Regions from separate parts of the Homo sapiens genome. Here region 1 is linked to region 2. Evidence: chromatin loops called from intact Hi-C (ENCODE). Cell type or tissue: mammary epithelial cell. All regions are shown on one strand. Links, peaks and the distances in the headings refer to the core of each region. The heading gives the core; the rest is flanking DNA. Region 1 overlaps TSHZ1 (teashirt zinc finger homeobox 1). Region 2 overlaps ZNF407 (zinc finger protein 407).

Region 1 (16,811 bases), core at 5,284-7,783, 600 kb before region 2:
ACTTTTCATGCTCAGTGTCTTTTTATCCCTTCTGATTCTTAGTTCTGATCTAGAAAAATAAAGATGGTAATTAATAGGTTTCTGCATAGACGAGGTTTTACTATGTTTCAAAAAGATATTTTCTGTTAATGTCTCAAATCCTTATTTATGTATTATCATATTAAAGCATCCTGTAGTCCCATAAAGCAGTAGTATTCCCTTTTAACAGAGAAGAAATGGGTGGCTCTAAGAGACACATTTATTAAAACTGAGCAAAAACATGACTGTCAATTCCTTGCTTTAACTTCTAAATCACAGTGTACTCGAATAGCAAGCCAAGATTTAATTTTCATTTTTAAAACCAAACAGAAGCATGAAAAAGGGGAAAATATTTTACATTAGCTTAAAGACGACCATGAAAAACTACCCCAAACACAGGAATACTGCAGTCAATGCTACGCCAGGCCCAGGCCAGGGGCTAAAGGATCTGGAGATTACGCAACAGGAATTAGGCCTGTGCAGTGGCAAATACAAACCCATATGATTTTATATGTTTTTAAAGATTCTCTCACCACTACCAGATAACACTGATCTGAAAAACTGGTGGGTATTTTATAAAGCAGCACATCTGAACAATATCTGCAAAAGGCCTTCCCTAAAACTGAAGACTGTGAGAAAATTAGGAAGATTTCATTATTAACACACCTTTTAAAAAATCAGGTCCTTTCCCTCATGCCTAAGCCATCTATCCAGTGGGCAATTTTTACTTGCACATATAGTTGCTTTCACTATTTCATTGTGTTTAAGCCCCTTTTCCTGCCAATTCACTCTGAAAAGATTTCACTTTTTAAACAGTCAGCCTTCACAGACCTGAAGATGGTTTCCTTTTCCAGGGTAAATAATCCCAGTATCTCACTGATTCTACACTACCCAAGTAAAATTTCTGCTTCCCAAACCTCCGCTGAAGAGCGGGAGTTCCCATGCTGCTGCAGCCTGGGCTGATTTTAACCATTGATTATTTATTTGCAGAAGATGCGTTAAGGCATCATTGTCAACTGATATTTGATTTTTTAAAAATCCAAACACTCCCCATTGATTCAGCAATGTTGAAGAGTTATAGTATTTTCTCAAAATAGAAAAGCCACAAGAGAAGGTCATGATAAAAAAGTACTAAAATCTAGTACTGAAATCTAGCTACCACATACAAAGGCAAACAACAGCATCTGCTAATACAAACAGCTAATCAGAAAGATTCCCAAAATCAACAGCATCTCAATACACAACCAGTTAAAATATAACAGAAAAGTCCATTCACAAAGGAGAAAATCACAAAAACAGATAAATAAATAACCTAGGCGATTACCTCTGAAAAAACTCACAAAACTTAATAGTAGCAAATAAGATTTGAATAAACTTGAAAATATACCAAAGTTGTTTTTAGAATGGAAAATTTACCACTATAAAGATGCTGAGTATTCCAGAATTAACTTATTAAATACCATTTCAGTCAAATTACCCAAGGTGTGACAAAAATGATTCTAAAGTTTCTTTAGGAGAACAGAAAAAAGTATTCATTGAAAAAAGGAAAGTAATGGGCACAGGGGGTGGGTAGAAAGCTATATTATTTAAATTGTATTTTATAGATATAGTACTTAAAACAAGGGGACACAGGGCAGGAACAGAGGCAGATTGTTCATTGAAATCAAAATGGAATTTGAAAGACAATCGCAAATATATACATATATACATATATCTATATTCTTGGTGTACAATGAAGTTAGCATTTAGAATTCCAATTAGGAAAAACAGATTTTTAAATAAATGGCATTTAGAAAAATAATAAGGTGAGATGCCCTTCCCACACCATATACCAAAATTAATTTTAGATGTATCAAATACTTAAACATAAAACAATCAATTCATAAAAATAAAACTGAATATTTACATAATCTTGAGAATTGGAAGGCACCTTTAAACATCACTTTAAAAGCAGAAACTATGCAAGAAAGGACCAACTAAACTACATAAAAACAACTCAATATATCAAAAAATGCCATAACCCAGAGAAATGCATGTCACTGGTGGGACTGAAAATGTGCACGACCTTCCCAGAAGGCCAGTTGGCAGTACACGCAACAAAATAATTTAAAACATCCAAAACCTTTGACCTGGTAATTTTACTTGTGGGAATTTATCAAGGAAATGATGAGACTATGGCCAAGATATACATACAAAGATATTAATTACACAGCTGTTTATAATATGAAAGTGGGAGAAAACCACACTTCCAACAATGGTTGATTTCTCCAGTAATTTGTGCATAACAACAAAATGGGATACTATACATGCACTGAAAATGACAAAGATAGATAAATAGATACAGAGACAGAGATAAATATAGATAGACAGACAGACATTAATAGATCTGCATAGGAAGTGATCCAGAAGAATATATACCCAAATATCAATTTTGGTAATTTCTGGATGATGGGATTTCAAATAAGTTTCATTAATTTTTAAATTTTTTTCTTTGTTCAAGTTTTTCTAAAATAAGCCTGTATCACTTGCATAATCTTAAAAGACAACAGAAGGTGGGGACTGCAAGTATAGAGATGCTAAAGCGATGAGTTAACACCTTTATTCCAGCTTTTCCAAATGAGTAAGATGATGGAACAAAGCAACAGAAAAATTAGCAAATAACATGACCGAAAATAATTCAAAAAGGAAAAAATACCTTTGTCTCATAAAACATATGGAAAAATTGCTCCCCCCTCACGTGTAATCCAAGAAATGCAAGCTGAAACAACACTACTTCACAGTTACTAAACTGGCAAAGATTGTCAAATTAAAAAATACCCATGCTGGCAACGGCCCAGGAATATGATCGTTTTCATGCACTAGAAATGGAAAGATAGATGGATATATTTTGAAAACAGGTTTGCAGTAGGTGCCAAAGCTTGACCAAGCAATGTCAAAAAAAAAAAAAAACCCTAAAGAAAGAATAATGAAAATGTATAAAGAATTGTGTAAAAAGCTGTTCACCATTTAGTGAGTGAAAAAGCAAGCCAATAAATACTACCATCCTCCCATCTTTGTTTGAAAAATATCTGTAGAGCAAAAAAAAAACAAGAAAGAAAAAGACCCTGAAAGAATTCAGATAAGAATGTTCACAGTAAGCTACATTGGGGTAGGAGGATCTTGAATAATGCTTTTTTTGGTTTGTTTATTTTTCTGTGTTTTTCCAATTTTTCCATATAATATTAACACTTTTGCAAAGAGGAAAAAATATTAGATAATTTAGAAGCTCCTTGCACATAATTTTATTTCAAACTAAAAAGATAATTTCTAGTTCGAAATTATTTTTCTTCAGTAATTGACTTTACCAGTAAAAAGAAATAGAAGAACACACTGACAAAAGCAAAGTAATTTTTTAAAAGATCCTACAAAAATAGGAGAGTGTGGTCTAAATAACTCCTGTGCATGGGGTTAACTACTACACTCATTGCAAAGAGGCATGTCCCCGCAAACACGCCCGGGGCTGGTACATCTTGAGGGCACAGGCACTGAAATAGGTGTCGGGGGTCTTCAGACCACCCTTCGTCGGCTGCAGAACTGCGGCCAGGCCTCCGCCCTCCCACAGGCACCGAAGGAATCGAATCCATCCTGGACCCTCGTCTGTGCCAGGACATCAAGCCACTGTTGACCCAGTCCCGCTCTGGGTGACCTGTGGCCTTCATCCCAGACCCATCCGGACGGTAAAGGCCCGGCCCACGAGCTCTGCTAGCACCTCATGCTCTCAGAGGGGAGATGCACTCAGCCCTGCTTTCCCCGGGCCAAGGCCGTTCCCGGGCTCAGTTTCCAGGAAGCGGGGACCTCATGCAGGTGCTGCCATGGGCACTGGCTGAGCCGACCCTCTACCGCCTGGCTGGCCCAGCACGCTGCAGGCACCCCGGACCCTGGGCCAGCCCGCACCGCCCCGTCCACGTCCACGCGGGGAGGGCAGGAGGGCTTGCGCCCACCCTGGCCCCTTGCTGCAGGGAGGACAGGCCGCCTGCCAGCTACAGAGCGGGACGGAAGGGAGAGCCCACAGGGGGAGGCAAAGCTTCTAGAAAACACTGGGGACTCTGCGGGGAGAAGCTCCTGCCGGGGCTGGGCAAGTGGGGCGAGGGTGTGGGCGTGGAGCGTGGAGGCTGGGAGAGTACCCTTGCGACTGGGGACAGGGAAGAGCCTGGCAGGGCCAGCCAGGAGGTCACCCCACTCACCTACAGCAGGGGTGAGATGGGGAGGTCACCCCCCCACCTACTGGAGGGGTGAGAGGGGGAGGAGGAAGTCACCCCCCACCTACTGCAGGGGTCAGACGGGGAGGTCATGCGTCCCCCACCAACTGCAGGGATGAGGCAAGAAGGAGGAAGTCACCCCCACCCCCCACCTACTGCAGGAGGAAGGCAGGAAGTCATGCGTCCTCCACCTACTGCAGGGGTGAGATGAGGAGGTCATGCGCCCCCCACCAACTGGAGGGGTGAGACGAGGAAGAGGAAGTCAACCCTCCCACCTACTGCAGGGGTGAGATGGGGAGGTCATGCACCTCCCACCAACTGCAGGGGTGAGGCAGGGAGGAGGAAGTCACCCCCGCCCCGCCTACTACAGGGGTGAGGTGAGGAGGAGGAAGTCATACCCCCACCTACTGCAGGTGTGAGGCAGGGAGGAGGAAGTAACCTCCCCCCACCTACTGCAGGGGTGAGGTGAGGAGGAGGAAGTCATACCCTCACCCCTACCTACTGCAGGAGTGAGGCAGGGAGGAGGTCATACGTCCCCCACCTACTGCATGGGTGAGTTGAGGAGGAGGAAGTCACCCCCACACAACACACCTACTGCAGGGGTGAGGTAGGGAGGAGGTCATGCATCCCCCACCTACTATAGGGGTGAGATGGCGAGGAGGTCACCTGCCCCTACCTACTTCAGGGGTGAGATGAGAAGGAAGTTACCTACCCTTCCCCCCTACCAAAGCCACCCCCATCCACTGCAGGAGTTAGATGAGGAGGAAGTCATCTGTTCCCCCCACCCACCCGCCTGCACCCTGCGCCACCTACTGCAGGGGTAGGGCAGGGAGAAGGCCAGCTGCCCCCACCCGCCACAGGGGTGAGAGCGATGCAGAGCCACAGGGCATGATCCTCTCCCCAGGACCCCGTGGGGGCAGGCGAGGCACCCAGGGCTCTCAACCCGTGTGGCTCCGGGGTCTCCACCAGAGGAGTTGCAGGAAGACCACTAGGAAGGATGTGTGTCTGAGCAGCCTGCCCGGGTAGCAGGTGGGGCCTGGGTGGCCGCAGGGACAAGGGACAGAGAGCAGCCACGGCCTGGAGCCCAGAGCCCCGGGTAGGCAGGAGGGCGGTGAAGGACCTGGCTTTCCCCCAGTAGCCCAGGGACCACAGTGGCCCAGATCTGGGGCTCCCATCCAAGCCTCTCCACCCCAGGGTGCCCGGCTCAGGCCCCGCGTTAGGAAGCAGACACCTGGGCCTCCTCCCACGCGGAGGTGGCTCGCCTGGTACTGCTGCTGGTGGGTGACCCTATGGCTTCACGGCACACCAGCTTCTAAATCCTTGCCTCTGCGGCTATTTCTAACCGTTCCCCCACACAAGACTTAGCAGAGCGTGCAGACACCACAGAGGGTAATTAAACCATCACACTCGCAAAGCTGGACGCACAGGCAAACACATGATGTATTGTTAACAGCAAGTATAATTAGGCAAGTAAACGTATATCTATATGTCATAGTTAACTGAAACATTAGCTTCCAATAAACGTATAAAATGGATTCCAAATGAGGGGAAAAATTTCTTTTAGAAATTTGTGGTTTTCTATTTTCTTTCACTTCAACTCTCCATTAATGTGGGCCAATTAACTGTCAATTGGATTTACAAAAATGTGTTTACATTTTCAGCCCCATATTTGTGAGTTCAGCATTACTCAGTCTATCTTACGATAAATAACCCTTGGATTATGTATAATGATAAGAGTATCTAAACAATCACAAGGTAATGCCTGAAATACACACGAAGGTGAGCGTGAAGGAAACATGTGGGCCACAGTCTAGGACTTTCCAGATGAACCTGAGGGTGAATACACTTCGATCACCTTCCACAGGCAACTTCATCATATGATATTTCTGAAGGGAAAAAGTCTTCAGTAAAAACAGAATTATTAACTTGCGCCAGAATCAGAACCTTATACTTGAAGTAGAATACAATTACTGAGGCCACTGATATTATGACAGAGCTACATTGCTATCACTGTCTATAAACATGATGAAAGTCTTGTCTGCCTGATGGATACAGTTTCCAGTATGAGAAACATTTTTGTAAGCTCACATATATTTTTCATATATAGCCTCAAATAATAGTTCTAGATGGCTTCTATTGTTCCAACCTCCTCAAAAAAATTATTTGGCTAGTGCGCTTATCTTTATATTTGAGAAAACAGTGCTTTCTTACTGTGGTTTCTGAATGCACCGGAAGCCTAGGATTTACTTTCACTTTGCCTGCACTGTGGCTCTGAATAAATAAAATCTTTTGCTATCACCCTTTCCCACTAAAATGAACAGGAAGTAAAAAAAAAAAAAAAGTAAGGTCTGAACATTTCAAATAAATACAGCAACAAGTATATTTAATGATAAGGTCACTGATATTTTTCACACTTCAAAAGAAGGACAAAGCTGTGCTTCTCTGCTGTGGGTGAGTGTGTGTGTGCTCACATATGAGTGTGTGACTGCTCCTCCGTCTCTCCCTTCTAATTATACCAAATACGGAGAACACTGGAAAAATTACAAAAATGGCTTCACCTCTATCTATATCAGAAAATCGCTTTACTGCAATAGCATTAAAAATGTAGGCACCAGTTCTCATAAGCAGAATGAGGGAAACAGTGTTTTCCAAAGTGAAATTTCAGGGAATCGTTCTTTTCAAAGTAAGATAACTTAAGGGGCAAGGCAATTCACGCAACTGAATCTAGCATCTGTTTTAAGTCATAAAGGCCATTACATTTTGTGGGTTGTGCAATTTGCTGTTTAACCAACTTTCTACAAAAGCATGGTGAAATGGCATATTTAAAACCAAGGGCAAAGGGACTCCACTCACTGAGAGAAGAGGCACAGCCCCCCCTGGCAGGAGCAGTGTGGCCCTCTGGGGTACCTCTCCCAGCAGCAGGCCCACCGCCTCAGCCCTGACCGCATGGCCTGCTCCTGGCCATTCCACCTCCTGTTTTATCTGTCAGAAAACACTGGCATTTGGTGAAGGTGTACGGTCGGTGGTGGGTCGATGCGGCAACTGAAAAGAAACTACAGCCTAGGGCACTTCCAGTTCAGCAACCCTGGGTAGCAATGCCTACCAAATGCTCTTCCTGAACAGAAAATTATATCTGGGTGCCTCCATTTGCTCGAGCAAAAAGATTATTCAGAAATCATATATACCACCAAAACACTGCAGGCTCAAACTTGGAATAAATCCTCCACTCCCGCTCCCTCTACAGCATTTTCAAGCAGGGCTTTAGTACTCCATTATTGTGAATGTTCTTTGGCCCACAGCAAAAAATATTGACAAAATTCTGCTTTTAAGACAGTTATTGTCTCTGTCTACTTGATAGCAGCCTTCAGAAGTTCACCTGCTAGCATTAAATTCTTGAGTTTGGGTGAAAGGAGAGAAAATTTGCCACATCTCAAGCTCTTCTGCTGTAGCAGCAGCAAATCAAATTATTCTTTCAATTAAACTAGCTTTGTGCCTAAAAACAAAAAAAGGCCACAGGCTTTCTTCCCCCACACAGAGAACTGAAGCCATCACCCCTTTAAACCCCATGACTTGAGCATGATCTCCACGGCTTAGTATTCTTGGATAATACAGCTCATAAAATTAAATCTACTCTCAGAGATTTCACTTATCACTGTGTGCTGTGAGCTTGCAGGCAATCAAGGGATCAAGAGTTCTGCACTGGGGTGTGTTTTGATGGACCTGATACAGGGATATGACCTACCTCTCTCTTTCTCTCTGACACACACACACACACACACACACACACACACACACACACACCAGAAACCAAAAACACCCCATCAGAGGTTGAACAGAGAACCAAGGCCCCCATCGTCATCCCCACTGCCCTGAGATGAGAAGAGACGCTTCCCACTATGAAGCTCACAGGACTTCCTCACCTTTGCCACACACGTTAGCTACATTTTAGCACTAAGACAAGCCCTGAACAGTGCATGCATCTGGCCAATTTCCTTCCAAAGAACTGGAGCTGGTCTTTCGTAGGAAATGCCCAACTAACAAATGCTCTGTTTGACTTTCTTTTCAAAATGTTGGCTTTCAAGAAGCAAAACGTGAAGCGCAGGTCTTGGTTGAATCCACGCTGATAAGGTAAAGGCGCTTCGGTGCTGGTGACGTGCCTGGAAGGGCGGTGAGGTGGTGTTTGCTGGGGGAGAGGGGAAGCCCGCTCCCCTGGCACTTATTTGATTCAGAGCATTGTATTTGTGGAAGTCAAAGCCAAGTGCTAACCAAGATTTAACACTAAGACTAATCAGAACAACACTTAGTACAAGAAAACACAACTTTTTTTCTGTTATGGTACATAGAGTGGGCATCCATTGAGAACTTGGCATCTTTTGTTAAGCACCATGATTATGAATAATTTATGATAGAAACTGACAGTGACTTTATCACAAAGCTGTGGATGGAGAAATAGAAGAACACTCCAGGACCTGCCTGGATAAGACAACGACTTCCCGGATGTGAAACACAAAATCTGTCATTTGACTAAGCAAATTTTACAGGGACAAAGGGGTAAATTTGCTAAAATAAAATCAATCAGAACAAAACAAGAAACTAAAAATCTGGCAGTTTTAAAAATTCTCCATTCTTGCGGTGATTGCAAGGAGACAGCCCACGTCTGGTGCAGCGGGCACCTGGAAAGCCTGACCTTTTCCTTTTAAGAGAGCTCCACAGGTTTAAAAATGGGACACGCACAGCAGCATCGTACAAACTAAAAAGATATTTAAAATACCAATTACATAGTTAAAAATTAACACTGACATACCCTTAAAAATCCAGGGGTTCCTGAAAATGTCTTCACTTTAAAAAGAGGTATGCCTGCAAAGTCCAAGCTCCTGTTTGTTTCCACAGCTTCAGGTGGCACTGGCTATTTCCCGCATCCAACTTCTAAAAATACCAATGTGGAGTTCAACTCCTCCATGCATTTTTCTTTTTTACCTGAAGGCAAAAAGTCAATCCGGTTTCTCTTCATAGATTGTGGGCCTGGTTTTAATTTGTGCAATAGTCCTTTTGATAACAATGCCTAGTTAAAACATCCACTAGAAGTCTGTAGCAGGCATTTAATGGAAGGAAAATCTAATAGGGTTCCACTGCAACTCGTTCATTAACTTTTAAAAGAGTTCTCTCCTTCAGTGTTGACAGAGAAAGATGGTGCATGTGGGCAGAAAGAGGGAGGGAGAGACAGACAAGAGAGAGAGATGGGGGAAGGTGGAGAGAAAGAGAGGAGAGAGAGAAGAGACAAACGTTCACATATTTAGGGCTGGATTATAAATCTTTGAAAGGAATTCGGTCAAACGGTCGTGTTTTTCAGCCACCTGAACCAGCTCTCACTAAACCAAGGCCTCCTTTTGTAACTATTATCCACTGTCTCAAGTCATAACAGGGAGACTCACCGGGAACCTCATCCCCCAGGAAACACGGGGCACTGAAGCTCAACGCTGCACTGAGCCTGCAGAACACAGCATACCCAAAGCGCTTTATGCCAGCAAAAAGCAAGGACGGACTCAAGATTGGCAGAGCAACGACCACAAAGAAAGGCTCACCATCCCGGGGTTCCGGCCCAACCGCACTGGAGAAAGCCGGCCTGGTCTACCTGCCAGAAGGCAGGCTCTGTAACCAGGCCAGCGCCTCCTCCACCAGCCAACAGGGGCCACTGTCATATCAGTCTAGGTGACAGCCCATGGGTTCACACATGCTTTTTCCAGCACAGGAATGCGCCACATCACTGAGAAATCATTGCATTTAAGAAATTATTGCATTTCTCAAAATGTTCAGTAGAATGCCTTGGAGAGGACAGACACTCAAAAATGGTTGTTGCAAGAATGAACCGGAAACCATCGGAGCTACACCACTTTACGGTGTGAATAACAACCTTACCCGGTTGTGATATAAAAGTCCAGGAAGAGTTAAAAGGGGCACAACCGTGGGTGGAAGGGCCACCGACAGCAAAGGTCACCAGCCTCAGAATTTTCTGGGGTGCAAGGGAACCCGGAACTCCGAGCACGATGCCTATTCCCCCGACAGTGCAGCTCCACCACGCTGTCTTCAACCTGCTTTCCACTTGCTCCTTCCTGCTCCGATCTAGCTAGTCAAGCAACCTCATCCCCTTCCAACAAGCTTTTTCCTAATATAAAACCCCATACTTACCATAATATTGCTTTATGTATTAGAAATGTATCATGTATTTTTTTATACTGTTTCCAAGCTACATGGAGTTTGAGCGGCCTGGCCCCAGCTCTATTTTTTCCATAAGCCCTGTTCCTTCAGGACGTACATGTTGTGTTATAACTGAAAAGTCTGTACCAAGACCCTATTAATAATGTTGAGGAAAGGCAAAACTATCCAAGTTCAACTCAAAGGAGGACTATGCACACATAGTACATAAAAAAATGTTGGACTCTCAGGCTAATTTAGGGTTGCTAAGTCAAAAGATTGATGTTACAGGTGAAAATACATGGTGCCTGTCATTCTCCTAAATCTGAACATTCCTCAGCTAGTCCTACTGAATCCACAAACAAACGCCACAAGGAGGAGACCCTTTTCCAACTGCTGCTTACAATGACAAACCCACATTGATTCATCCTTCAAACCACACACAAGCTGCTGCTCCACAAAGCCCCTGATCTCCTCATCTTCCCCACCCCTCAGCCCACCCAGACAAGCAGTATCTTTCTGGGTTTTGACTCCCCATAACAAGTTATCTGGAATGCCCCCGTAACATCTATCACTTTCCACTTCATTAAGAGAGGTATACACACGCGTCTTTTTCCCCAACAAGACTTGCAAGCTCACTGAGGGCAAGATCCGTCCCGCTCATCATTGCATTTCTCAAAATGTCCAGTAGAATGCCTCAGATACGACAGACACTCAACAATGGCTGTTGGAAGAATGAACTGGAAACCATCGGAGCTACACCACTTTACGGTGTGAATGACAACCTTACCCAGGGGTGATACAAAAGTCCACGAAGAGTTAAAATGGGCCAGCCCGGGTAAGCCTGCAGTACCCCTCTTGTCCCTGACTGGCCTCAGAACCCCACAGAAAGGTGCCAGCCATGCCCCAGCTGCATCCTAGGCTGTGCTCCAGGTATCTGCACCCAGGACCTCTCTGATCTGCCTCCAGACCTCACCGGCCCCATCCCCCGGGCTGTTCTCCTGCATGACCACAGCACCCCCAGTGTGTGCACCTCAGGGACAGCAGAGTGACATGCAGGATAGAGCAACACATGTTCACTAGGAGGCCCCTCTAGGGGTGGAGGAAGACAGAATTGGAAAGCAAAGAATTTCAAGACTCAGGACCCACGGATATTAGGAACAGATCTGCTTCAAACGAATAAGTATAAGCTATGGAAACACCATGCATTATGGCCATAAAATCCAAGCAACAATCAGCTAGTACCCTTCACCCAACCCTCTCTCACTTTAAGTCACCACTGCTCACTGCTGAACTGCCCACATCTCTGTCATTACCAAATCTAATAACGACAGCTCTGCTGATATTTATTCTACAAAAGCTGGACCCTATGTAGCAGACATCAGCTACCATTTTGTTTGAAGATGATATCCAAATCAATATGCCCAAACCAAATAAAAGAAATATTTTGCTAATGAGCTGCCGAATTTCATGGAAATGTATTCAGAATGACAAATGGTCCACCTATTTACTGACCTCAGTTTGCTTCAACATGTACCATGGAATCAAAACAGTGCAAGTTTCTTGAGGATAAGCAATTGGGGACCTTTCTTTTGTGCCACCCTCCCCACCTGGTAAAGTGATAGGTTCCTTGCAGCTGCTGAGTAAGTGCCTGTAGATGCGATGACTCCCTGCTGGGACCAGCCAGCTCGTGTGTCACTGTGGGGCCAGCAATGGCCAAAGTCAAAACACCACATGGTCAAGAGGACACTCTGTGAGTTGCTTATTATCAATGATAACTATGGGTTATCCACAACTATTGGTTATCAAACCAAATTAATGGCTGTTTTCTTGACAAAGTATCCTGAGCACATCTGTGATTCAGAGTGGGTTACTTCTCTACCTCCAGTCCTCAATAAAGGCTGCTGCACAAATGACAGGACATAATGTAATTTTGTCCTTTGGTATCTCTCATGGGTTGAATAGTGTCCTCTAAAATTCATATCCTCCCAGAACCTCACAATGTGACTTTGTTTGGAAATAGGGTGTTTGCAGATATAATTAGTTAAGCTGGGGTGAGGTCATACTAGATCAGGATGGGTCCTAAGTCCAAAGACTGGTGACCTTACAACAGAGGAGAGGACACACGGAGAAGGCAGAGACTGGTGTGATGCACCACAAGCCAAGGACACCCAGGACTGCCAGGAGCTACCAGGAGCTGGAAGAGGGGAGGAAGGATTCTCCTCTGGAGCCTTCAGAGGGAGGCTGGCCTTGCCAACACCTTGATCTCAGGGTTCTGGCCTCCAGCACTGGGAGAGAATAAATGTATGTTGTTTTAACTATTGGTTTGTTTATGGTTTTAATTTGTATTGATTTGTTATGAATGTCACTAAATAAGGAAGAAGTTGGCTAAAAGAACCATAAACAAGATGGAATAAACATTAGTAGCCCAGGTATAGAATGAAATGGCCAGCGTGGCCCTTCCCATCCGCGGACATCAACTCTCTCCCCAGGCTTCCTTGCCCACCTGCAGGCACAGACGCACATCCCGCCAACCCCCGGCCCGTGACTCCTTATGCGGAGGGGGAGACTCACCTGCCCCCATCAGCGATGCAGCAAGTAGCCACCCAGATGGCACAGGAGAGCCAGGCCCCAGCTAGCCAGTCCTATGGTGCCATCTGAACTGCAAGCTCACAACAAGGCTACCAATCGCTTTTACAGGGGAGAGATAGCATAGCTCTTCTAATCCCAGAAACATGCCGGGACTGCAGGAGCAGACCCCCAGCCCACTCCGGACTCTGGATCCCACAAGCTGCAGAGCCCTTGGGTGCATACTAGAGACACGACCCACTTCCATGGGAACGTGTTTTGTTTGAAACTGTGTTCCCAGCATCCAAAACAACACGTGCTCAATAAATACCTGTGACTGATGATAGAAAACAAAATTGTCGTGGAGCAGCCAACAGGCAAATGACTGTCCCATGGCCAGAAAATGTAATGAGGGCTCTGCCCATGGTGCAGGTACCCCAGCAGGAGCCCCTAGAGCCCAGCAGGTGGATTCCATCTTCCTACACCAAACCACGTACTTACAAATGACAAACACCCCCAAATGAGCCACTGTTCTGAATGCATTTAACTAAATAGCAGGTTTTTAAACCTGTTAAAAATTACTGATTCTTAAGATCAAAATTGAGTAGGTTTGTGTCTTGTAATGGTTGCAACATTGTGCAATGGGATCCTTTTGTTGAAGTACCTTATGGTACAGGAGAAGAGGAAACCCTCGTGCAGGGAGTGTCCACGCAGTCACAGGCACATAACTAAGTGGGGGACCAACCAGAAGCATCAGAGGAGCTCACGGGCGCCCCCGCTGGGGAGGAGGACCAGCTGACACAATGTCAAAACAGGAACTTGTGCTGCTGCTACGTGGAGAGAAACAGTGTGCTCCAGCTGAGAGAAACCCATGGACTGAGATCATAAAATCTCACTGTTCACAGCAAGGAAAGGCTCGCGGTGCACCTGGGGGCAGGACCCACTGCAGGACGCGGCACACAAGCAACCCAACCCTCTTTGGGTACTCACAGGCCCCTAGCCAGAAATTCTACACTTCACAATTATCTATATAACTCACTAAAATTTCAAGCTTGACCAAAGGTCAAAAAAAAAAAAAGGAGCAATGCCTTTTTTTCTTTAAAAGCTGATTCACTATCCTTAAAATCTGTAAGATTCACTATCCTTAAAATTTTTAAGAAATATCACTTTCAGGCAGAAATTGAGATCCTAAAACCATGTGTAAGAGAGAGAGAGGGCAGCCTTTAAAACTAAATCCATACTTAGGCAACGGTAAGCAAATTTTAGCTTTGCTTATTAAAACCATAATTGACTTCTTAAAACGTTAAACTCTCCAAGGATATTTATATTCCCTAAGGTCAAAAGTTCATAATTTATCTTTGAAGGATAAATTCTATCACTGGGCTCAAGGAGGGGACATCAAACACTTTAATCCTATTTTTACCATATTCATCACATTCAACAAAGAAAAGCAGGGAAACAAATGACCACAACCCTGCCACACATGTTAGAAACATCAAGAAATAGAGTTTTCTCGAAATGGTGGAAGCATGCTGGGCTGCCCCCAACACCCATCGCGTACCTCCTCGTATTCAATGCTTTGAGTTCTCTGCTTCCAACATAAATGTACATGTCCTATCAGAGAAGAAGAAACCTAAAATCTACCAGGCATGGTGGGTCATGCCTAGAATCCCAACATTTTGGGAGGCCAAGAAAGGAGAATGGCTTGAGGCCAGGAGTTTGAGACCAACCTGGGCAATACAGCAAGACTCTGCCTCTACAAAACAAAATTTAAAAATTAGCTGAGTGTGGTAGGACACATCTGCGGTCCCAGCTACATGGGAGGCTGATGTGGGAGGATTCCTTGAGCACAGGAGTTCAAGGCTGCAGTGAGCGATGATTGTGCCGCTGCATTCCAGCCTGGACGACAGAGCCAGATCCAGTCTCTTAAAAAAACAAAGGACTGGGACTTTAATCTCACTCAAGGAGATATGTTCAAGAGGGTGGATGTTTTCATAACCAAAAGTTTAAAACAAAAATTTAATTTTGCAAATTAAACCAAGCACATGGTCAAGGTGTCCGTATTCTTCCATAATGAAATCATTATATAATTTCTTAAGAAATGCATTTGAGGCTCCCCTGAGATTTTAATCAAAATAAAATAAAATAAAACCATTAATACAGAAGCATCAATTACTCACATAACAAGGACAATTATCATAGTTGGCAGGGCCCTAAACAGAGGTGGATTGCTACATGCAGGTGAAGCCTCAGGGCCCCTGGCCTGCGCTGGCCCTTCCAGAGCCCTGGGGACCCTGTGTCCATGTGGGCTTCCAAAATGGCAGAACTACGGCACTCTTGCTCTTCCTGGCCAGGGGAAGTTTACACCGCGGCCACCTCCCATCTTGCGTGGCCGCATCCCAGCCCCAAGCCTCTTTGCCTGGGCAGCGTCGTGGGCCTGCAGCCTTGTGCAGACTGCAGAGGGGAAGCTGGACAGTGCGTGAGGCCAGGTATTTCCTGGACCCAGCCATCAGGAATAAACAACCACTTCCCACGACCCAGGCTAAAGGAATGACTGAATTACCTTCCTGTGCAGCCAAAGATGCAGGAAAACAGATGTGTCAGGCAACAAATTAAAAATCAAGTTATTTTTTGAGATTCTGCCACATTTTCAGTTTTTTAAGATTTGTTCTGTTGTGATTTCTTTCTCATACTAAACAAGCAGTCACCCTCATACTTAATTTTGCATTCATGATTTTGCATTCATGATTTTGTACTTTTTTCTTAAGAAGACACTCCCCTCCCCCCAAATCCTAGCTCCTCCCCCAGCACTAAACCCTGCAGAAACGCACAGACTTTTCTAGTCTTCATCCTGATGCCTTTACTGAGGGGCTCTTCGGGGAGGCAGAGCCTGGTCCCTGCCTTGGATAAGATCTTCTCAGTTAGTCTCACTCCAAGAACACACTCCCCCTGTACAGAAAACAAACCAGATATCATCCATGTCGACGCTTTTCCCAGATCACTGTGATTTCATGTCCCAGTTTGCCAATTCTTAGTCATCTTAGAGCTTCCAACGTACCCCGCACAGGTGGCTACAGGAGCTGCCTACGACGACTCTACTACACGTCTACACCTCGCTGGTGGGAGTTCCATCATGAGTCACAGTTGCCCGTGGCAGTTAGAGGGTGTCCAGAGAAATGAGTCTTAGTCTACGTGGCATGTCTGCACCCAGTAGCATCCTGAGTGCCCACGGGGAAACTTCTGCTTCCATCTGTCACGTGCAAGGCTGCAAATACAGCAGTAACCGGTGGGTAGCTGAGGAGAGTTCCAAGCAAAGCATAAGCCTGTTTAAGAAGGCTTCAGTCAGCCTGGCGTGGTGGCTCACGCTTGTAATCCCAGCACTTTGGGAGGCCAAGGTGGGCGGATCACCTGAGGTGCCCAGCCTGACCAACATGGAGAAACCCCGTCTCTACTAAAAATACAAAATTAGCCGGGCATGGTGGCACAGGCCTGTAATCCCAGCTACTCGGGAGGCTGAGGCAGGAGAATCGCTTGAACCCAGGAGGCGGAGGTTGCAGAGAGGCGAGATCACGCCACTGCACTCCAGCCTGGGCAACAAGAGTGAAACCCCGTCTCAAAAATAAATAAATAAATAAATAAATAAATAAATAAATGAAAGAAAGAAGGCTTCAGTCTAATTCATAAATGAGACGCATGGTGAGTTATTCAGAATGAGGACTGTTTCCAAAAACATCTCTCACCCTTGAGCTTGATGTGAGCAAGGACACTCAGCCTCTCCTACAAATACTTGCAGTC
Region 2 (16,811 bases), core at 6,258-8,757:
TCAGATGACTTCAAGGCAGTTTTAGGATTCAGTAAAGATTGCAGTCATTTTAACCAAGAAAAGCAGTCTCCCATCATTTATCAAATCTTGCAACTTGACCAATGATGAATAAAAAAAATCTATGTTTACCCACAGCCCTAACTGCTACCTTAGAGGTTGTTAAGCAACAAATTTCCTTTAAACTCTACCATATGCAAATCATCAGATGCAATTTGCATTTTAAAGTATTTAACTCTACATATTTATTGGATTTTGAGGCCATGCTGATCATTGATTTATGTGCTTCTGGCAATCATATTTCCATATTTGTATGATTTTGATGACAGTAATAATTCAAATATGCAGAAAGTTGTTCTTTGAACAATATCTTTAATTACGTCCTCAAAGCATCATTGTTTTGCCCGGTGTCCTGACAAAAAGGGTTTGAAATAAGAAATGGCATAATAATCCAAAATGCATAGAAATATATTTGTCATTTTCTGTATACTACCAAATGCACAGAAGTGACTTTTCACGTTAACCAATCCTTAACCTTAAAAAGGCTACAAAGCCCAGAAAACTTGTACCTAAATACTTTTATTAATACTGACACACTTTCACGACAAATTCAATCACAGCTCATAACATTTCTGTTCAAAATGCAAAACCTGCCCCATTTACTTTGCCGCTAACTCAAAAAGTTTTGCTGCTGTGTCTTTTTACTGAAGTTGTCACAAATTATGTGCTTTCTTATGAAAGCTATCAAGAAATATAATCATTAAAAGAGTCACAAATGTTTTATCTATTTGTTTCTCAAGCACAATCACAGACCATAGCTCCAGTAACCATTGTCAGGGTAATTTTAAGATGATTCTACCATTCAATTATATAAACAAACTTCTTAGAATATTCAGATATATACAAATTTAGCCACGAATTTTAGCTAAGTAAAACTGAAGTCAAAGGTCAATTTCAAAATTAAACATAAATGTATCTTTTTTACCTCATAATTGTTTTCAATTTCATAAATAGATATATTTTATATGCATAGATTCTGTAATCACTAGCATCCTACATGGTGTTCAACCAGCTCTACATAGGTTAAGCATTTTTAATTAAAATGAAATGGATTTATCTCATCAAACACAAAAGAATTTTCAAAGATAAAAATGAAATCATCAAAATCCAATCTTTGAAAAATAAAAATCTAAACCACAATGATATATTTACGTATTATGAAATCAGAAAGCAAGCCCAAAACACACCAGTATTAAGTTATCTATGTAGTTCATCTATTTCAAAAAATCCATGAGCTTTAAATACCCAGAGAATGTAAATCTGGGGGAGAATACCAATGTCCACTCACATGTCCCTAGATGGAATATAAAAAAAGTGAAAACACACCATGTGTATACAATAGATTTTAATTACACAATCTGAAGAATATATATATAGATAGATATATAATGTTTTAAATTCCTTCAGAGATTTACATTAATAGTTTAGAGAAAGCTAAAATATATATTTACGGATATTTAAGCCAAAGTTAGTGACTATCATAGTTGAATAAATGTCTACTTGGTTTTATGAGAACACTCCAAGCAAAAAATCACGTAACATCAACCCAAGTCAGACACTCCTAAATATATTTTAATTAGGAAGAAACAATTCAGGAATATCCCCAATCTTAGAGTTATTCTAATTAAAACAAAAGTAGGTTGAAACAGTTTGTAAAGAATTATTTTATGGTTATTTTTAGATACATCATTTCTAGTAATCATATTGAGCATTTTACACATCACAGTTTTTCTTTATTTTAAACCCAACCCAGTATTCATCTAGGTAGTCACACTCCCTCTAAGAGTTCTTTACCCATTAAACCTGTAAAATTTGCCATCCTATATCTATGTAAATAGTAGTTAGGAAAATATATGACATCTACTGAACAACTTTAAAAAATAAAGACGAAGGCCAGGCGCGGTGGCACACACCTGTAATCCCACACTTTGGGAGGCCGAGGTGGGCAGATCACGAGGTCAGGAGTTCAAGACCAGCCTGGCCAACATGGTGAAACCCTGTCTCTACTAAAAATACAAAAATTAGCTGGGCATGGTGGCGCATTCCTGTAATCCCAGCTGCTCGGGAGGCTGAGGCAGGAGAATTGCTTGAACCGGAACCCGGGAGGCGGAGGTTGCAGTGAGCTGAGATCATGCCACTGCACTCCAGCCTGGGCTACAGAGCGAGGCTCCGTCTCAAAAAATAAATAAATAAATAAATAAAGACAACTGCTGCTTCTATTGTAGTGATGTTCAATTGGAGAAGGATGTAAGATAGCAATAATATTTTCAGTTCCACATGAAGAAGAGAAGGGAAAGGAAGGGAGAGGAAGAAAGGGGGAAAGGAGGGAAAGGAAAGAGGAGGAAATGGAAAGAGAAAAAAGAAAGGAGGGAGAAGAAGAAGAAGAAGAAGAAGAAGAAGAAGAAAGGAAAAGGAGAAGTAGAGAGCAAGAGGCTGAGAAGACAGGGAGGAAGGAGAGGATGGGGAGGAATTCCAGGGACACTCCCTGACTCCCCCTCGTGGTCACGCAAGCAGCAGCACTGCAGACCTCCCAGGGTGGACGACAGTATTTGATGGAACATGGAACAAGTACAGCGTAAACACTGCTGCTGCAGTGGGGTATAAGAAGTGATTCAGACAATGCCGAGGAAAGAAAGCCAGGAACCAACGTGGAGGTGAACACTTTACAGCCAGTTAGTTCTCTCTCAGCTCTCATCTGTATAGTTGAGCATACACCATCGCAAAGATCAATGAGGTAGGAGAGCCCATCCATTAATACCTGTACACAACAGCAGGGCTACAGGAGACGAATGGTTAAGTAACCAGGTTTATCACATCAAATCTCACGCTCAAAGCAGTTTCCCTTTTCACTCTCTCTTTTTTTCCCTACACAATAATGCATTTTCTGGACAAACAGAAAATGACACAAATATGTGTATTATGCCATTAATCTGTTTTTAAGAAAGATGAGTCAGAAAATTCAGCAGTGAAATCACCTGATTTTAAATCTATTTAAGACTCCTGTGTAAATTATACATACTATACAAAATTTTCCTTCTACTATCATTTTTTCATAATTATACAAAAAATATTTCAAGAAATTACCCTCAATTTTAGTTTCCACGGGCTTGAACTAAATCAAGAAAACTGTGCCTTCCACTGTAGATACAAACAACTATGGAAAAATAATACGTAAGCAAACAGGAAGACTACACAGACACTTAAATTAAAAAAAAAAAAAAAAACTAGTTCAACACTTGGCTGGAATTACTTTATATTAGTAAAATAAAAACACACCTACAAACTCAATAGGGAGAAAAATAAAATGTTCATTCAAAGGAAGTATATCACAGTAATAAGCAATACAACACAGTATTAAGCACAGTAATAAGCAATACAGGATAACAACAATGGCATTTATTCATAAAACTTAAATTATTAAATTCACCTAAAGGGATATGTCAAATACATTAAGTGATGGGATTTTTTAATCTGCCTGATTACATAAATATCAAAGTATAAAAATCCTATTCTTGGTAAATAATCTATACATTACTCAACAATCTTCCTCACTCAGCTACATTTGATCCTAATTCTCTGCTTCCCTTTCTGTGGTTCATCAGGTGCTACAGGGACTCATTACTGTAGATCTCCTGCCCTGTCCCTTAATTGCCCTCTAGGCACTATCCTTGTAATCACTGAAATGTTCTTAGCCTGGCCAGGTGCTCCCTAGGGCATCTCATACATCTCCATGGTTTAAGAATCAAAGTATACAATCAGTATGTCCAGGTTCGTGACGCCAGAGGGGACAGGACTAATATTGTTTGCATTATTAAAATCTGTGCTCCTTGATCCTTTTGTAAACTTACATTGCACAGTCTCAGGGTGGGGTCAAAAATCCTTTGTCCTTTAAGGTCTTCAACAAAAAAAGGATTTTCTTTTAATGTGTATAAATGTATGTATGTACGTATGTATGTATGTGAACGCTAACATATACCCCCAAAAAATGAACTGCACACCAAAAAATCCCTCACATTAATATGTTAGTGTCTTAGAAAAATAAATCAGTTATTTTTATGTAAAGTAACCTAACTAAAGTTTTGAATTGTAAGTCCTTTGATTCACAAAGATGCATCTGAATATTTCAACTATCCTTTAACAAATGTGTGAGTAAAATTTCTTTTAATTAGTTACAATTGTGGCCCATTTCCTAATCTGCCTCTATTATAATGATAAATGTATACAGAAGCAGCAATAAAAAATACAAAAGTAATTCATTTGTCTTCAAGAAATTATAAAATTTTTATACAAATTATAAATATAAAATTCTCCTAGAATCTTAGCATTATTTTTATAATTTATATAGTTGAGCAAAAATGCTTATTAATAATAGAATAAGCAGTTGTAGCCAGCCATATAAATTGGCAGTTGATTTTAAAAGGATCTAATATTGCAGTCTCATCGTATCACACAAAACCGACGTTTTCATTTGTAAAATAAAACAAGCTAAACCTTGAACCGACTGATTGTACCAATATCTGCAGGACATAAAAATCACATCAGTTTTATACACGTGAGCATGAACAGATGCATGTGTGTGCACTCACACCCACACACCTCAAATAAAGAAAAACAAATATTCACTGAAAGTAGATAGACAAATTACATAGTAGTCTGAGGAGAGGGGAAAATGTTTAGCCCCTTTCCAATTTTTTGTTGCATGCAAAACCCACACATACACAATAAATTCAGAATCATTTACTCAGACATCATACAGTTATATTTATGAATAAGGGATAAGAGTCAATACTGGTACTTATCATCCATGCTATGCGTGCAAGTGATTTCTATAATCTAGTGGATAGATACCAGTCCAGTTGCAAGGCAGATTTTAAGTACTCCATAAGGTAATGTATATTTTTTCAAATAATAAATTTGTATCCATATTATTTTAACTTGATTAAATTATGTTCTAAAATAGGTGTGGATCCAGATTAGTGAAGGACATATATACTAATATATATGTATATTTGTGTGTTGCATTTGAAATAATGCTTAGTAGAAGCCATGAAACTTAGCCAACACAAGTGTTAATGACTCACAGTGTTTCAACTTAAAGGCTAAAATAAAATGACTGAATTTAGAGATGCAGTAACTTACAGAATATATTAAGGATTCTTATAATAATGCATTTTCTACACAGTTTAATAATTAAAAATATTTGTCACATAATATAGAAATTTTAAGAGTAAATTATTTGGAACAAACTAAAATAAATAATGGCATTATCAGACATTGATCAAAGAGGAAAAAGTAAAATACCACTTTTTAGTCATTTTTAAAATACGTTCTTTAAAAAATAACATTAGATGACTAAGCACGTGAAATAAGAAAAATGTACAGGGCAACTCATTTATAGTAATTCAACCTTCATCTTCTTTTTTAGTTACTGTAAAAAATCTATTACAACTTCAATTTGGTAGTGAACTATAGCCATCTACTGGAAATGAACAGTTAAAGCAAATGTTTAATATGTTTCTAAGAAACCAGTATTCTTTGTGCTTAATATAGCAGACCAGAAAAATGAACAATCTTACATATAAGATAAATTTAATTTGTTATATCAGCCTCATGATCTCAAATTTGTAAAGATATATTATGTAGTAGTTTAACATGTTATTTTTAATATAAATTTTCTACTTATAGTTTTCTATCATTAAGAAAATTTCTTGGTCTCTTATCCTACTTTTCCAAAGTCTCACATTCTTAAATCATGTAGCTACACAAATTCAAAAATTACTAAAAGTTTTAAGTTAAATTAGCTGGCAAGTGAGTTCCTTTAGTTACCAAATTATAAACTAGAGGTATAACCACAGTGTTTGCACTATATTTTTCAGTTTGGCACTGAAAGAATTTTCATAGAAATGAAATCAAAGAAATTTGTTTAAAGTCTGGCCAAAACATTGCCTTTATTTTTCTGTCAGAAAAACCATTAAAAATAATAATTCTACTTAAATGCCAGAGGTGCTGCCATGTTTACTGCCTTAATCAGATTAGAGGGAGACTAATAGGACTAACTATACCTACTGGTAAATAATAAGGTCATTCTTGATGTCAAGAAATTAAAATATTATCCTGTATTTTATACTTCCTCAAATGGTCCTTCAATAACAAATTTCTAATAGTATGCCTACTACCAATTTCTCTTTTTTAGTAGAAATGATCAGCAGCAGAATTATTCCTTGAATTATCAAGACCTACGATTGTCAATGCAACGATTTCATGTCTGTTATTGCTAATGTAAAACTAAATATTTTGAAGTATTGATACTTAAAAGTCTGTAATTGAGCACTCATTAAAATTATATCGATGGACATAAATTTCACTCAAAAAAAGGAGTCCAATGAATAATATATTAGCATGTTCATGATAACACATAAGCCAACAATGTCAATTCATTTTTTTCTAAAAAATAGCTAAAATCATCATTTTATTTCAAATAGCATACATCATTTCAATAAGTTATCATAAGGAAACACTAAGTGTGCATAATTACGTTAGTTTTTGATAATCTACTGATGCTTTAAATAATGTATAAGCATGAGCTTTTTTCCAACATGTTAGTTTGTAGTATCGCTATTTTGTAAAAGACATTACTGAAATTGAAACTAATCACTATGAATCAATATATGAAGATTCAATAAATATAAGCATATCGATACATGTTAAATATATTTAGCATTTAATTGCTAAAAACCCATTGTCCCTATACTAAAGATCTGAGTCAAAAATAGATTCAACTTTTATGGTTAGTAATATTTCACAATAGTTCTGCAAATATATATTAATAATATACTGAGATTACAAAATTATAATTTTATAAACCATAGACATAAAAAGGCCCATCATTTTCTAGGTGTTTAAACCTAAGTTACTATTACTAACTTCAGTTGGCAAATGGCAGGTTTAATGGACACAATATTCTTTTGTTACTCAAAATATAGACAACTGAGAATATGACGCTTAAATAAACTTTTAAAGAGATTCAACTTGAAATCCCTGCAACTAAAACAGCATAATCTACAATAGCCAAACAGAAAACTTCATAGCAACTAGATATTTTGATTGGAAAACCATATATCCAAGAGAACTGCAATGACATCAATTTCCTTACCACAGACATCTATGGCTATCTTGATAGGCTTAATTTGGTTCAACAAAATGTCACATCACACAAACCATGTTCAGTGAATTCTACAAAATCTAAATACAGAACATAGGGTGTGGAGTCAAATATAAATTGTTTAATAAATTTCAAATCTCTAGAATTTTCCGTTTTTCAACCAATCCACATCTAGCAAGCTTTGCTAATAACCTCCCTTGTTTTTATGGAACATGTCCAGTCATAGCTTATATGACTGATTTGAAATGCAAGCTTAAATTTATTCCAAACTCACTAATGATCAGCTATAAACACCTAACATACCCTATATGTGAGAGGTGACTGAAACTGAGAAAATGTAATTTACCGAAGGAGAAACTAAACTGTGTTATGTGCATTGGTTCTGACTTAGGAAAGTTTTGCCAATAGTTCTTTGTTTTGATTTTTCAGACCAAGGGAGGAAGCACCTCGGGAAGTTGTAATATGAAACTAATGGAGAAAAATATAGCACCCACCCCTGAAAACCTTTTGTATTGTTTCAATCACAAAACTTACCCCAGTAGAAGTGTTAGAGTAACATAATATTGCCCTCTGCTGGTCCTTCATGATTTTTACATCTAACTGCCTTAGTTTAAGTTCTCAGCATGGGGGGAAAATATAAGCAATATTCATGTAATAAGCAAAAACAAATAATAAAGATTAAAATACCGTAAGTTCCACAGTAACGTTTCCATGATATATATTTTTATTTTATATTTAGTTTAAACAGGAAAAGGCTACGATGTATTTTGAAATTGCTCGATGAATAAAAACCCTAGCAAGTATTAAAACCCTTTATTTCTAGAAATATAATCATACTGCTGTCTTCCAACAATCAAATGTGTTTTAGATAATGATAGGAAACAGAAATATGCTGAATATTTTGGCAACGCTATAAAAAGGTACTTAACTTTGATCTTTAGATATTTTTCTGCTGTAATTTTAAGTGATTTCCTACATTATAGCTCTGAATAATATTTTCAAAAGCCTCTTTAAAAGGGTAGAAAAAAGGGGGACTATACTGTACTTGAATGGAAAAGCTGCTCTACTTGATGATATCAAATTCTTGAGCAAACTTTCCATGAAGTCATCTTTACCTACAGGAAGTCAATTAAAATCTGACAGGAGAGATTAAGGGCTCTGTGACAGATTTCACTGGTCTGTACTCAGTATAGACACAGCAATGCTATAACATTGAAGTTACAATGAATATTTAACAATCCAACGACTAACTACTCCAGCAGAGTTTTCAAAATAATGTGATGTCCCTATTTGTTAGAGCAAGTTCACTCTGGCATCAATTAAATCATGAACTGTCATCTTGATTGCTCTCTTTGTTGAGGGACAGCACATTTCCATCTAAGGATCACCTCGGCTTTATATCTCTGCAAGACAATTCATAATTCTGAGCAGCAGAATGAATGCACAAATTACATTCTTCAACCTTTTACTCCCACTAAATCTTTCCTTTTTTCCACTTTGCTGAGCCTGAATATTTTATTCCTCCATCAAATATGCATCCCATTAATTAAGTTAAATTACTTCTGACTGCCAAATATTCTCTGTCGATGACTGTCAACAGAAAATACATGGCTGTGAACTTCTAATGACACAGTCTCGCTTAAACATGAGTTACAACCTTCACGCAGGCATCTACAGGCAAATTATCGGCCTCTTCTTCAAAACCGGGCTGAAATTAAATGCTGGTTTCTTTTTCTTCAGCTTTTAACAAGTACACAATAGATGACACTCGTACTTGACAAAGCAAGTACTGCAATTTTAATTATATACCTTTTCCTCATCTTTTAATTGCTGTTGTTAATCAGTCATTAACTTCTTCCCAAAGTGCAAGATTCTTAAATCTCCTTCAAAACATTTCGGCTCAATAAATTCCATCGCTCTTCATAACTAACATATAATTTTGTCTATTTTTAAAACTGTCATTTTCCAAACAGGGTATTTTTAATGTGCTCTTTAAGGATGACAGTAACAGGGTTTTAATCATAACTTGCATAAAATTATCACTCTCTAACACATCAAGACTAAAACAACCCAGAAAGACTTAAATGGGTTGTTTAAGAATAATTTTGTAACATAAACACCAAAATTTCTATCTTTACCCTTGAGCTACAGTCCCACCAAGCTAAGGGGGGAAATATTATATTTATATATAGATAGATAGATAGATAGACACACACACACATATATAGCAATTTCTTGCCCCCTCCACTACAGAAATGGAAATGTAGTTCTCAATAATTTATTATGCTCTCTATCACAGTATAATCATTAGTGCAAAAATATTTAATTACAGTGAAACTGTTATGACATTACTATAAAGCCAGTAAATTTTTTTCTACACCTTAAGATAATGTGTTCTTTGGGGTAACAAACAATATTCCCGTGGCCCACCCCTTCCATGAATACTTCAAAAATGCCACCTAGGCCCTATGTAAGTGTTCTCTGTCTCTCTCACAAAGAGAACCTGCAAAGTCTGTGAGTTTGCCTGTTTCATACATGAGCCCACCCTAAAGTGTATGACCAAGTGCAGACCCCTGTCAACCAAACTACCTAGAAAGAGTGACTAACAGGATGTCTGCTGAACTACACCAACACAGCAGTCATCAACCTAACTTGTCTGTGGATGCAGAAAGGTGCTCCGTTTCTCTCAATGTTTACAAGTCTCTAAATCTCAATGGGGCTTCTTTTGAAGTACTGCAGCAATTCAAAACAAAGAAATTGTCAGTCTTTGCATCCCTTAAAGTGACTAGGCAGGAGTGCTACATGATGCAGACTAAGTAAGCACCAACAATTGTAAACGATACCATGCACAGAGACCATATAGTCCATCAGATACTAGCTGAAAAGGAACTTTTCAGCTAAGAACTAAGAGACAGCAGGGAGGGGTGGCAGGGGAAATAAAATTATTCTGCCAATGGGCACTAGTCAAACAGACTATGACAAAGACATTTTCGATTATTTGTTCCTAATACAAAATAAAGTGAAATGCTATTTTTGACAATCCAGCTGATTTTAGATATAATTCACATTGCCCATGTTCTATCATCTTAAGGAAAAGAGAAAACAGTTGCCTCACAATGAATACCCAAATTGCTTGTGTATCTTCATCACTTAATAGTTAATTCTATCCTTTGATAGAAGTGACCATCTAAACTCAAAAGGAATTATAATAGATTCACCACTGTTGGTTACTGAAACTAGAGTTCCCACGTTTGGCACTCAGAAAATGTTTGAAAATGAATGGACGAATGTTGATCAATTAATTAACTTTGCTGCTTAAACCTGTGTCCATTATTTCCCTTGTTAAAAAGAATGGTAGCTAAAAATAGTGAGACTGAAAAGTTTAAGAGCTACATTAAAGCTAATTAGAATGCCAGTGGGATAAAATAGAAACAGCCCTGACCCGAGAGTCACAAGTCCTGGGTTCTTGTCTCCATTTGTGAAAAGTCACTTAAGCTCTTGACCCAAATTTCTTTACCTGTCCACTAGATGGATTGGACCAGGCAACAGTGTAAGTTCTAAAACCCTATTTTTAAAATAAATTTTAGTGGTGAATACTAAAATGTCTTTAATATTTAAACACATTCCAATTTTTCAGACTAGCACAAATTTATGTTGTGAAGCATTTGACTATCAATGTCCCTAGCCACAATGTAAAAAATCATACTTATTTTCTAATATTATAATGATAATTACCAGATGTGTTGACATAAGACCACTTTCACCTATTTCACTTACAGCAGCACTTCTAAAATAGACTAGAGACCATCTTACATTTAGCCAGATTTTATAAGAATTTTCCAGTACCCCATTAACACATGTAATGGTGACAGCGTAATTATGATGCAAATTAACACTTTATTGGTCCTTCAAAAACAACCATCCCTTGAGCCCAGCTCAATATATTCTTATAGTACCTCAGCAGTAAATAGGACTTTTTAAAATTGAGTGGAAATAGCAAACCAAAAATAACTTTCTAAAAATTTGTATATCTAGATAGTAGCATATTCTACAGTGCTTGAAACTGCTATTTCTCAGTACTTTGCTACTTAGACAACAGACTTTGGTATACTAATGCTAAGGCAGGGGAAAGAGGAGACAGGGTCTCAGAAGAAAAGTGACAGGGGATCAAGGGTGCGGAGGGAGAACACTCCAGAAACACAGACCACGGAAGCGATTAGAAACAAGACAAGTACCCCAGGACTAAGATGTAGGAAAGTAAGTAGATTACTACACAGTACATACTTTTTAAAAATTAATGGTTTCCTGTCCCAACTGAAATTGCCCATCCAGAGGATCAAGTATGGAAACAATTACAGCATCTGGTACCATGGTATTAGTTACATGTGGACATAGGTAGCACGGCTACGTAACTGCATATGTCCTCTTAATTATTATTTGGAACTATGCTGCATTAAGTTATATGGATCAGTTATCAACCTGTTTTCATTACAATTGTCCAAAATCAATAGCACCTTTAATTAAAATTATAAATAGTGAAATTCTCTTAAAATAATTCTCCCTGACCAATTCCCATGCCCCTTGATTCTGAAGCGGTAACTCACTTCCCACCAGGCTTTCCACTTCTCTCTTCACTGCCTACACACAGTCCAGAAAACTGGGAAGAAAGACAAGCGAAAAAACGAGTTGATGGAAAGCAGAGGGAAAGGCCAGCATTCAACACCTCAGCATGGCCCAGCTCTGTGACCTGACCCCTGCCCACCTCACCCAATTGTCCCTGGAACTGTCCACCTGGCTTCACAATCCAGCCTCCAGAAGTCTTGACTGCCCTGTAGTTCGTGCACATCCCGCACGCCATGGTTGATCCTGCTGCAACCCCCGCCTGGAATGGGCTGCCCCTGCTAATCTGCCTAACTTCCACTTGCTGCATATCAAATGTTACCAGCCCAAGGAAGTGTTTTCTGAAGCAGCTAGGGAGACTTGGTATTTCTTGACCTAAGCTTTCTCCATCTGAGGCAGGTGTCGTTTTGACCTTTTTAACCCTAAAGACTAACACAGTGCTGGCATATACTGACATCCAACAGGTGTTTGTTTAATCCTCACTTCCCCCAGTTAGTCACATACACTTCAGAAATTGCCTGCAGTGCTCTTCCAAATCTCTGTACTTCCCCTCATGTTCGCTCTGTTAAAAACGTCCAAATGTGCCTTGTGAATGGCCCCTCATCCTTTAAGACCCAACTCAAAGATAACCCTCCTGTGAGAAAAGATTTTCCTTCTGCTCCTCAGCAGAGCTCGTCCTCCCAGCCTTGTGTTCTCACTCAGCCTTGCTCCTTCTCCTAGAGTGGCTTCCGCAACACAGACAGCCCGGGCACCACCTTGTCACCATGCCCACACACAAAAAAGAAAACACGAGGATCTGCCAAATGAGAAATCATAAACAAATAATAAATCAGCAGTTATGCCTCCCTTCTATCTGCATTTCTCATACCTCCTTCTCATCCAGCTCTTGTGAAAAGAAACAGCAAAAGTACCCACAAAGTAAAGGACTGTAAGAAACAGAACAGGGAGAGGAAGGTTAACAAGAAAAAAAAATACGGAACAGGCAAAGGAAATCAGGAGAATGGCTACCCACCTAATATTCTACTGTGGGGATCAGGAAGGTTACAGAATCCTGAGACTCTACAAGAAGATTTTTTTTTTAGAGACGGGGTCCCGCTCTGTTGCCCAGGCTGGAGGGCAGTGGCACCATCATAGCTCACTGTAGCCTCAAACTCCTGGGCTCGGAAGAGCTTCCCTCTGCAGCCCCTCAAACAGCTGGAACTACAGAAATGCACCACCACACACAGCTAATTATTTTTATTTTTTGTAAAGACAGGGTCTCCCTATGTTGCTCAGGCTGATCTCAAATTCCTGGGCTCAAGCGATTCTCCCACCTCAGCCTCCCAAAGTGCTGGGATTACAGGCATGAGCCACCACATCCAGCCATCACAATTGCATTTTAAAATCACAAGGAAGCCACTTTAAAAAAAAAAGAAGAAGAAGAAGCAACGAGTTAAGTCACTAGAACATGATTGTTTCACTGGAAAAGACTTTAGACACAGAAGCCAATGTTTTCAACTACTACACCAAGAAATGATAATATTTAGTTTATTTCTATTTTGTTATAGGTTGATCATACTTACTGGCCATGGAATACATCTACGACCCCACCCTTCTGTGGCAAAAATTTTAAAAACCACTACCACAGAAAAATAAACCAGGATATAATGGAGACAAGAGCTGTCCTTCCCCTGTGAGGAGGAGCTGGGGGCTGCCTCAGTTTCCACTCTGCTGTCCTAACACCCCAGCACTCTCCCGGCTTCACCAAACAGTTCACTGGAAAATACACGAGGATGATATCTGAGAAAACAAGTTTTATATGTGAATAGTATAACCAAGATCACTCCTAGGCTTTCCCATAATAAAGTCATTTGTACAGTTTTAAAAATCGTAAATGTTCATTCAGTACATAAAAGGTATCTCAAGGATTCTAACATCAGAGGAATACACAAATAATGTTAATTTTTTGTTCCTAACTGAGGTAGAGAGACAGCAATCATCACATAGCATTTTTAAAATTTCAAGCTAAAGACAAAAATATTCAACAAAAAATATTAAAATATTATATGGATAAAATATATAACGTATCATTTACAATGGGAGAGCATTTTAATGTTAATCTAAATATTTTTTACAAAACTGAGAGATGTTGCACTTTATACTGTTATAAGCATAATTCATGCCACATTATAGAATAAACATTTCCTATCTATATCTCTTTAACCAAAACAACCAGCTAAACCAAATACTTATTTTATTTGGATATATCTGTAGATATGATGGGTGTAACTAATTGTTCAGCTAAAAATGCAATTCCATGGTGCTTTTAATGATTTAGGTATACACAGCTTTAGTTCTCACAGCAGACTAAAAATAGTGATTTTAATTTATTCCTGCTGCCTACAATTACCCACAACCATGTATTTTTAAATATTTCCAGCCTATAAAAATTACTAATTTTTGCCACTTGTGTTTATCTGCATTTAGACTTTGATTTGGATAAATTAAGCTCTCAAGTGTTCCTTGCTTTATGAAACTCTGCATGTTGTACACTTCAACACAAATAAATGACTTGTACCATTAGAGGTTTAAATAATGTAATGTATTTCATGCTCAGCCTGAAGCTGGATTCCAATGAAGTTGCTAATGCACGTAATGATTAAGTGTAACTCAAATACTAACTGTGTTGTTGAAAACATGACAGGCAATAATTTGGTCTATTATATTCTGCCATTTAATTGCCTAGTACAGACATTCTCTGACACGTTATGAAGCAATGATTTACAATTATTCAAGCTGCAAAGGTCAGAAAGTGACATTATAATCATCTACATAGAGATCCCTTCTAATGCACAAAAACTAGGTAATGCCACACACACACACACACACACACACACACACACACACAAAGAGTTTTACTGCATTAGTAACTTTCTATTTAAGATTTCTTAAACCAACTAGGAATAAACAGTTCATAAGCACATTAATACACAATTTTAAAATGTCTGGAATCTTTTCATGAACCCAGATGTCACAGATTTAGAAAATGCCCTTATTCTCTCCTGATTAGGTAAATTCATTTCAACTATTTAACTCCATACACAAGAATCAAGACGAGACTTAGGTAAATCAATCAGTAAACAATGCAACTCCTAAATCATGCACACCAGGGTCTGCGCTTCTCAATAATGGCATATCAAACTTGGTTATCATTTCTTAGGTTTACTGAAATCACAGGCCAATTATTAGTTTTCTACAACTCTTTAAAAAAAACTAACACTGCAGAACAAAAACAATAACCCTAGTTTATCAATTATATCCCTCTCACCTTAATGGGATGATATAATCTTTATACTTTTAGACCCTTACCTCCTGCTATTATACAAATATGTTCAGTTTGTAACCCACAAGTAAATGCAATAATCAACACATGAATGAGTGGGAAAAAATAAAACTATTTAAAACAACACTTAATAAGTGGGAAATATAAAATAGGGAAAGTATTGGGGAGAGACAGAGAGAGACAATATCAGAATATGAAAGTAAAGCAATGTGTAAGCAATTTTTTAAAAAAATGTAAATGTGGGCAAAAGCAGAAAATAAAAGTGGATGGTAGGAGAAAGTAGATAAGTTACATTTCCTACATGCAGTGAAAACAACCTAGAGAGAAAAAAAAAGTACAAACTAAAGTCAGGAACAAAAACAGATATTACAAAAAGTGGAGAAATATAGAAAAGAAATAGTTAAAAGGAAGAAAGAGTGGTCTACCATTACTAGTCAAATAATTTAAGTACATCACTGAAAACATTTTGAATATTAAGTTTCCCATCAGTAAAATGGGGATAAGAAGGATAAGGTAAGCAATCCACAAAGCTATGGAAATCAACAAGTGAGATAAAAGTTAATCAAGGCTATTTATTAGACCACAATGCACTGCATAAATACTATTTAGAGTACCAGGTATACTACCTTATATGTACATAGAGAATAAAATAAACTTAAAAGAATTTAACAAGACATGGTGCCTAAAATAACTTTTGTAAGTCATCGAGATTTTTACGTTTTTGACTACTGAAAGAAATAAAGGTAAAGATCATGGATGTAATAAAAATATGCATTTGGCCTATTTTCTAAACACAAAATTATTAAATAAAAGCATTAACTATAAAAAATAGGTATAGTTTCTATTATTTCTTACTTTCTCTCTCACTAAGCCCTATGTCAGAGTCATAACAGATTTTCATGTTAACTATCCATCAAGTGCCTAAATATAAACACACCTATATTCTATAAAATTCCTCTCTCGATCACATTTGGATATTTTTAACAAGTAAGAAACTCAACTTTTCAAAAAAAAAAAAAAAAAAAGATTCCCCCAAAAGTGAAAGTAAAATAAATGGCTCTTAACCTGAAGTTATCCATAACATGTACTTAAAACATGATGTACAAAGCAATACATTTTTGAAATTTTTACCATGACATGAGCAGGTAAACCTTGAGTACACAAAACTTAAATTCTGAACTCTTAATCCTAACGACCTAATAGGAATTAGGCATCTAATACATTCAGCTTCTTCTGTCAAACTAACTTAAACCCAAGATATACGGTAGTTAAGATTTGCCAGTGGGGCAGGGCAAAAGGGGGTAATGGTATCTTAAAACTGATCCTGAAGATTCAAAGAAAATCAGTCTAGGTTCATACAACTTATACAAAACTTTAAAAGGCAGTTTTTGTCACAACCCTAAAACTACGTGTTAATGAAAAACACAAAACGTGCAGTTGATGAGCATCCAAAATCATCTAATATAAAGATCTGAAAAAGAGGTAAATTACAAATAATCTGAGACATTAATATTGAGCTCAATACTGTTTGTTGTTTCCATCAATTTCACCATAAAGTATTAGTTTTCTTCTTCAAGAAAACCAAGAGGTTACTAAGAAAAAGAGTACAGTATTCTGAGTAATAATTTCACTTTAAAAATGTGACTGCCC

What was found. Hi-C counts contacts between places; a loop is a spot of excess contacts. Peaks named below come from ENCODE experiments on the same cell type or tissue, not always from the same donor. Only the 100,000 strongest peaks of a DNase experiment are listed, where the experiment ranks them.
Region 1: a loop joins it to region 2, with 12 times the contacts of the local background. A loop is called at or near these places in 10 of 110 quality-filtered maps.

The regions. Positions count from the first base shown.
Region 1 is chr18:75,237,650-75,254,460 of GRCh38, reverse strand. The region is part of intron 1 of TSHZ1 (teashirt zinc finger homeobox 1); the gene reads right to left. Among named protein-coding and RNA genes, the nearest start is that of TSHZ1, 35 kb to the right of the region's middle. In mammary epithelial cell, for the core only: no CTCF peak of the experiment used is centred there; a DNase peak (open chromatin) is centred at 6,620; H3K4me3 peaks cover 2,066 bases; H3K27ac peaks cover 2,341 bases.
Region 2 is chr18:74,643,553-74,660,363 of GRCh38, reverse strand. The region is part of intron 3 of ZNF407 (zinc finger protein 407); the gene reads right to left. Among named protein-coding and RNA genes, the nearest start is that of ZNF407, 54 kb to the right of the region's middle. RefSeq lists an enhancer at 13,987-14,845. In mammary epithelial cell, for the core only: a CTCF peak has its summit at 7,788 (motif pointing left); no DNase peak of the experiment used is centred there.